Regions from separate parts of the Homo sapiens genome. Here region 1 is linked to region 2. Evidence: chromatin loops called from intact Hi-C (ENCODE). Cell type or tissue: ascending aorta. All regions are shown on one strand.

What was found. Hi-C counts contacts between places; a loop is a spot of excess contacts. Peaks named below come from ENCODE experiments on the same cell type or tissue, not always from the same donor. Only the 100,000 strongest peaks of a DNase experiment are listed, where the experiment ranks them.
Region 1: it touches region 2 in a loop (2.7-fold over the local background); 24 of 110 quality-filtered maps call a loop at or near these places.

The regions. Positions count from the first base shown.
Region 1 is chr7:135,680,765-135,684,764 of GRCh38, reverse strand. It overlaps SLC13A4 (solute carrier family 13 member 4), which reads left to right. Exons shown (of 16, transcript NM_001318192.2): 15 at 504-641; 16 at 3,065-3,534. The coding sequence ends at 3,202. Among named protein-coding and RNA genes, the nearest start is that of STMP1, 20 kb to the right of the region's middle. In ascending aorta, no CTCF peak of the experiment used is centred here; a DNase peak (open chromatin) is centred at 2,242; H3K27ac peaks cover 2,174 bases.
Region 2 is chr7:135,744,081-135,748,080 of GRCh38, reverse strand. All of the region lies in intron 1 of FAM180A (family with sequence similarity 180 member A), which reads left to right. Among named protein-coding and RNA genes, the nearest start is that of FAM180A, 2.7 kb to the left of the region's middle. RefSeq lists an enhancer at 1,631-2,830. In ascending aorta, no CTCF peak of the experiment used is centred here; DNase peaks (open chromatin) are centred at 1,930, 2,570, 2,940 and 3,540; H3K4me3 peaks cover 3,921 bases; H3K27ac peaks cover 4,000 bases.

The sequences.
Region 1 (4,000 bases), 63 kb after region 2:
CATCTTGCTCCTGCGAGCAACAGAGTGCAGTTAAAACTTGGCAACATTGAGAGCAGGACCATGGATTCAAATCCCATATAAAACAATTATCTTCCCTAGGAAAAAAAAAAAAAAAAAACCACCTTAGTTCTGTACCCTAAGACTGAGGAATCCCCACTTCAATCAAAGCAACCTATTCATGAGATTTGAGTTTAAGGAAAGGAAGTCTCAGCTAAAGAATAAAGTTTAGGAACCAATTCCTTAGAATAACACCAAAAAAATCAAACATCCCTTCTAGGGAGTAACTCAAAGCCATATTTCCATGTGGAGCAAGTAAGCAGCATCAGCCTATTCAGGTTGTCAAGGGACTGCATGCCCCAGAGGGCAGAGACCTAACTACCCCTCCACATAGTGTCCTGCTAAGGTTAGCCAGCACCAAGTCATCATTAAAGCATGCTCCTGACATTAAGCACAGGAAATGCAAGCCTAATCTCGTGAATGTTTCTGTGAATTCTCTCTTCTAGTCTGAAACGCTGCACATTAACCCCCTCTACACCCTGATCCCAGTCACCATGTGCATCTCCTTTGCAGTGATGCTGCCTGTGGGCAATCCCCCTAATGCCATCGTCTTCAGCTATGGGCACTGCCAGATCAAAGATATGGTGAGTTGGGGTGCCCTCTCCCTGCCAGGCCCAGCTGCCATGAGGACAGGGATGACAGCTCTGCAGCCTTCTTTCAAAGCTTATTTTGTAGCAGTGTCCCTGGCCTGTCAATGCTAAACCCAGTGTGGTAGCAAGAATAGCACCTATAAAAAGGTTTTTGTTGGTCTATAAGCACCAAGGATAGCAAGAATGTGCTCTCCCCAACCCTTCCCTGGAAGGAAGTGGGTACCTAGGTAGAGAAAGCTGGAACAGACAGGCTGTGGCCCAGTTCCAGAAGGCATGAGCCTGTGCAAACAAGTTTTGCCTTCGTTTCTTCATTAGGCCAGTGGAGACATTCATTGAGAAAGCTACTGGTTTATTCACAGAAGATGAGAATGAGGAAGTGTATGAACCTAGGGTGAAAGGTATTTTGAGAAAACAGGATTCTTCTGCTCAACTCACCCTCCACCCCGGCCCAGGCAAGAAACCCCTGAAGCAACAATGGAAAATGAAGCGTCCACCATTCATTTTCATTTTCAGCTGGGCTCACAAAAGATGGCTTTGAGATATTTTGCTGCTGACTTTAGCACTGGGCCTATCTACCTTCTACTCCTCTACCTATACACCTGCTGCTATACTTAGTATCCAGGGCTGAGCGGGGGGGGAGAGGATGGAAAACACTGATACGAATTACTGATGGTCTGACAATTTTTTTTCATGGGAGCCAAATTTGTTCTCGGGCAGCCCTGTAAAGTAACAAATAGAGGAAAGGAAGAAAAAGTTTCAGGCTGGTGGCAGATATTCAGGTCCTTTTTTATCCTTTTTTTTTTTTTTTTTTTTTTTTTTTTGAGACAGAATCTCACTCTCACCCAGGCTGGAGTTCAGTGGTGCGATCTCGGCTCACTGCAACCTCTGCCTCCCAGGTTCAAGTGATTCTCATGCCTCAACCTCCAGAGTACCTTGGACTACAGGTGTGCGCCTCCATGCCCAGCTAATTTTTGTATTTTTAGTAGAGATGGGGTTTCACCATGTTGGTCAGGCTGGTCTTGAACTACTGGCTTCAGATGATCTGCCTGCCTTGGCCTCCCAAAGTGCTGGCATTACAGGTGTGAGTCACTGCTCTCAGCCTATTCAGGTCCTTTCGACTGTTCGAACTGCTCATCTAAGTCATCCGTGATACTTCCTTGAATGGAGTGTCCCAGCCATCCCTCTCCCCTCCCATCTTACTGCGTAACCCTCAGTCTGCTCACGCTGAGCTCTACCCCAGCTCTCCTGTCTCCCGCTTCCTCTGCTGTGTGCCCCCACCACTGACCCCTAGCTTTCTACACTGGAATCAAATGATCAGAGGCAGTAATTTTCAAAGGTACCAGGTGACAAGAAGTGAGCCAGTCTTGGGCACTATTCCCAGCTTGGGCACTACCTTGACTTCAATTTCCTCATCTGCTAAATGATGAGGTTCCAGCTGGATGCTCCATGGGGTCCCTTTCAACTCTAACACTCCTTAATTTAGCCCTGCTAGAACCTGCCCTCTCACCTGTGGGGAAACATGGGCTGTCCTCCATGCCAAAATGCCCAGGGGGCCCCGACCAGACGGCAGGAGAGAGAGGACACGTCTAGCCATTTGCTTGAAACAATTTCCCAGCATCCACTTTCCCCTTGCAATTTTCCCAACTTAATGCCAGCTAGTGACTTGTCTTGGCTACATGCTATATGCCTGGTTACTCCTTGGGAAGATGCCAGCTATCCTTACAGGACACATTTTTCCATCTGGCTCTGCCAGCCCACCATCTCTCACATCCCCCACTTCAGCCTGTGGGTGTCAATGTCAAGGCAGAAGTGAAAAGGGTCAGTCACTGAGGTGTAATTCCCTCAGAGGAAAGAAGCAAAGGCTCCATTCCAGCTAGCATGCCTGTGTCCCCTTCTTGAGGAAGAGCTGAGCAGAGGCAGCTAAACCGTTTCCCCAAGTGAACTCAAGGTACACTATTTCCATGAGCTGTTCCTTAAAAAAAGGTAACAGTAGCAAAGGCTTCATGTAATATAGCCCCTCGTACAAGTTCCCTGTATTAACGCATCGGGGCTCTGAGAAGTTCCTGCTTTACAGAGATCTGGTTAGTTTTGTTTAGCACATTTCCCTATCAGTGAGCTGCAGAAATACCTCTTCACGTTCCACAGAGTGGGTGTTCCAAGTAACTAACATACCTTCTAGGCTTCCACTTGAAATCTAGTGAGAGTGCTGTAAGCATGAAGTGGAGATGACTCTAATTGTCCCTTTCCCGCCTTTCCACAGTCCTGTGCACCCTACAAGGCAATGCTAGAGCACCCCAGGCAGCAACTGGGAACTAATCTGGGCCACAAGGCATAGGCTGCAGGAACAGAAGGGGGACTTGGGGATCTGTGCTGCTGCTGGTCAGAGTGACTAGGGTGTGCTGGTTTGTGTCCTGCAGGTGAAAGCTGGCCTGGGAGTCAACGTTATTGGACTGGTGATAGTAATGGTGGCCATCAACACCTGGGGAGTTAGCCTCTTCCACCTGGACACTTACCCAGCATGGGCGAGGGTCAGCAACATCACTGATCAAGCCTAACGCCAAGTGTACAAACTGGCCCAACCACAGGAGCTGCCAGTATCCAGCAGTATCTGGACCACAGGCAAAGAAAACCACTAGGACCACCAGGAGCACACAACCCCAGACCCACGCCGGAGGGCATCCCTCCACCAGAAGATTCCGCCACCTCAAGTGAACTGCAGGAATCCTCCAACAACCACAAACACATGCTTCGCTGTTAGTGTCTTCTTCCTGCCCTCAGCACCACAGCTCAAGAAAACCTAAAGTTTCAATACAAGCCATAGGCTCACAGAAAAAGAAAAAGAAAATAAAAATTAAATTAAAAAAAAAGAAGACAAAGAAAACCTAAAGTTGTATCTAGTCTTTGTAATCCATTCATTCTGAAGACAGGAAAAGAAAGCCTGTCTTAGTCACCCTTCGGAGGCTAAGCCTTGCAAACTCACTAGGTTTTATGTTATTCTTAATACCTTCTTAGGAGTAGAAAGATACCCAAGTCATCCTACCAAGGCAGAGTGAAACCAGTGACATCTTTTTTGTGGGAAACCTCACCCAGACCTCGAAACCTAATGTCAGCTCCTTTCTCTCTCTCTCTTTTTTTTTTTTTTTTTTTTTGAGATGGAGTCTCGTTCTGTTGCCCAGGCTGGAGTGCAGTGACACGATCTCAGCTCACTGCAACCTCCACTCCCAGGTTCAAGCGATTCTACTGTCTCAACCTCCTGAGTAGCTGGGACTACAGGCATGTGCCACAACGCCCAGCTGGTTTTCTGTATTTTTAGTAGAGATGGGGTTTCACCATGTTGGCCAGGCTGGTCTCCA
Region 2 (4,000 bases):
AGAAGCTCTGCAGAACGTTGCCTCCTCACCGGGAGGGGATGCATCTCTGCAGCCAGAGGTGGGCAGGTGAGGAGAGCAACCCTTCAACCTCCACTGCACCCACCAGCTCCGCCACCTCCTCACAAAGGAAGGGGCCCCAGCAAAGGCTGTTCTCTTATCACTGACTTCCTCCCCCTCAGGATGTAGTTCCTCCTAGCTGGATGGCATCTTTTCTCCATTTCCCTGGGAGTGGCTCTGCTTGGTAGACACTGGGAGCACCTCGAGCCAGAGTTTATCACTGTTAGGAAAGGAGGGACCCACGGCACTGCCCACTCTTCACCAATATGAACGGAAATCTTTCCACTGCCTAAAGTCAACTGAGTTCACTCTCCTAGAAAGAACCGCAAGAAGAACAGGCTCCTTCAAGTCAGGCCAGTAGGTGTTTCTAGAGATGCAAAATTGGAAGGCAACTGGCATGGTGGCATGGATGCGCCTCCTGCTTGCTTCTCAAGGACAGTGTCAGGGAAGGAAGGAGTGGCCGGAGTGGGGATAGAGCAGCGCGAGAGAAGGATCTGAAATGGGAGGGAGGCAAAAGCTACTGTACTTATGCTGGGTTTTATTTCCTCATGGTTAAACGTGACATTAGGGACTTACATCTCTAACAGGGATATAAGTCTTTTGAGCTGAGCTGTGAAGTGATCGTTGCCCAGAAACAAATAATACAGCATTCTTCATTTTTCTCATAACAACCTTGCATACACATGCACATACACACGTACACCCCTCCCTTTTCTTTTTTTAATTTTTAATTTTTAATTTCTGTGGGCACATAGTAGGTATACATATTTATGGGGCCTATGAGATGTTTTGATACAGGCACGTCACATCATGGAAGATGGGGTATCCATCCCCTCAAGCATTTAGCCTTTGTGTTACAAACAATCCAGTGATACCCTTTTAGTTACTTTTATTTGTTATTTATTTACTTATTTATTTATTTTTGAGACGGAGTCTCACTCTGTTGCCCAGGCTGGAATGCAGGGGTGCAATCTTGGTTCACTGCAACCTCCGCCTCCCAGGTTCAAGCGATTCTCGTGCCTCAGTCTCCTGAGTAGCTGGAGTTACAGGTGCGCACCACCACGCCTGGCTAATTTTTGTATTTTTAGTAGAGATGGGGTTTCACCATGTTGGCCAGGCTGCTCTCAAACTCCTGACCTCAAGTGATCTGCCCACCTCAGCCTCCCAAAGTTCTGGGATTATAGGCATGAGCCATAGTGCCTGGCCCTCTTTTAGTTCTTTTTAAATGTACAATTAAATTGTTATTGACTGTAGTCACCCTGTTTTCACACCTCCCTTTTCATTGTGTGCACAAACTTTGAGGTAGCACTTGGAAGTAAAAAGCAAAGAGATCTTGGAGTTGGGTTCTGTCACTCCCCTCTTTGTCACACTGGGGATTTGCTTATTAAACAGGGTAACAGTGCCCACTCTTCCTAAGGCACAGGCTATTACAAAGCCAAAAGGGATTATTTGACTTGCAATATGGTTTGTAAACACGATAGCCACATCATGAGCTACTCTGCAAGGGTCCTGGTTTAAGTTCCATCTCTATTTGGCAATGTGATCTCAGACAAGTCTCTTAACCTCTCTGAGCTTTAGTTCACTAACGGGTGACATTAACATCCATCACATCAATAAAACCCTCATGCTATTACTGTGAGGGTCATATTCAAAAATATAGATGAAAATACTTTGTAAATGACAAAGCACAATATAAATATTAGCTATTGCCTACCAGTTTTTGAAAAATAAAAATTTTTCATTAAAGGAAGTTTAAGGCTCTTAACAGGGGAATCTACAGCAACATTCTGGGAGCAACTTCTCCGGGCCATGTCCTTCCGCATTGGGGAAGGTCTTTCCACAGTGAGTTCACAATCCACTGACTCAAAGCCAGCCAAACCGAGGTCACTATGAGGCAGCGGATGTGACGTGCTAGATTAATGGCTCAAGTCAGCGCTGAGTCAACAAATGATACAGAGTCCCTCCAACCATCATCAAATGTCTTCCGCGTAGTTGATTTTTTTTTCATTTTTAACATTTTTTTCTAATTATAAAAGAAATACACAATTCTTGCCATCTTTTTTTTCAAGACTGAATAGGAGTCACACCCAAATGAGTAAGTTTTTCCAAATGTATTATTCATTTCACCTTCATCCTTACCCCCACCCTACCTCCAGCCTCAATTCAAAGTACTCCCTTTGGAAACAGTCTTAGGGCAATCTCTTCCAGAGCTTTTCCTCTTCCACCCCCTGCCCTTTGGCCCCCAGCCCCACCACTACCCCGTGTCCATCCTCCCACCCTCCTGCTCCAAAATGTAAATGTAGATGTAAACCCACAGGCAATATGCGCCTTGTTGTTAGCACTGTCTTTTTCCTACCATCCTCCCAGCCTTTCCCTAAGCGCTCTCTAGGATTCCACCCTGGGAGGCAGCTTTCCATGCCAGGATCCAGGATCACCCATTCCAGCCCCACCAGTTTGATGAAGACCAAATGACTCACCTGTGGCCAAGCCAGGAAAGCCACATCTACACACACACACACATACACACACACAGAAACACACACACACACACACAGGTGGCCCACGTCCCAGCACATACCAGGTCCTGCCAGGGCACCACTGGAAGGGGGAGGACTAGCCAGACTTGAGAAAGAATTATGCACCTATTAAGGATATGAATGAAATATGCACCTATTAAGGATATGAATAGCTATGCTTTTGTTGAATACATACAAGTTATTTTTTAAGTAGTTTAATAGAGCAGCCCTTCCATTTTTTGGTGGACCTTATGTCATTTTCAGGTGTCCATTTAAGGGTTGTGTGTGTCCTCAGTCATGAATGTTCCATGAGGGAAAGGCCTGTGGTCAGTACTCAGTAAGTACTCACTGACTGCCGGGCACGGTGGTGCACGCCTATAATTCCAGTGACTCAGGGGAAAGTTAAAAAAAAAATTAGCTGGGTGTAGCAGCACATGCCTGTAGTCCCAGCTACTCAGAAGGTTAAGGTGGTAGGATCACTTAAGGCAAGGAGATCAAGGTGGTAGGATCACTTAGGCCCAGGAGGTCAACGATGCAGAGAGCTATGATTGCGCCACTTCACTCCAGCCTGGATGATGGAGCAAGACCCTGTATCCAAAAAGAAAATTGTTTTAAGTATTCACTGCCCAAGTGCCCCATACAGAGCCATCTCCTCTCTCCATAGTAACTCTGTGAGGCAGGTGCTATCCTAACCATTTACAGGTTAGAAAATTGGAGAGTGAGGCAAGAAGTGAAGTGACCCAGCTCCCCCAGCTGCAAGGGCAGAGTTGAATTTGATCCCCCAGGTCCATCTGCTGGCAGAGTGCCCCGTCCTCATTCATCCGCTCTGCATATTTCTCCATCCCCCATGGGCCACTCACCTGCTCCCGGCAGCCCCAAGCTCCCCCCTACATGGTGGAGCTTTCCAGCCAAGAGGAGCTGGCTGCCAGAGCCCTTTCAGGAGCTCTCCCAGAGGACCCCCACGCACAGGGCCGAGACCCTGGCTCGCTCAGAATAGCACTCTGTTTCCAGAGGGCTGGCCCAGGAGTCAAAAAGTAAATGACATCAGTCAGATCTGGCAAAAGATCTTTTACAAACGAGAGCTTTTCCTTTCCACACCCACCGTCCTTTCCATCGAGTTGCTTCAACTGATTCATTAAAAATACAGTTGGAGTTTGGCTTGAGATGGTCTGCAGCTTGAATCCTTTCCAACAAGCTCTTTGCCACAAATGCTATGCACAGTTCTGGGGAAAGCATGATTAGCCTGAATACCATACTACTGAACATATCGGAGGGATGGGAGGAAAGAAGAAGAAAGAGACTTTTAACCCAGATTACAGAAAGTCAAAGAGAAGGTCGGGCTGCCAAACAAAGGCAGGCTACTCCATTGGAGTGCCTCTGGCTGTTTGTCTAGGCAAGAAAGCTTTGAAGGGCTAAGGTGTGGGGGA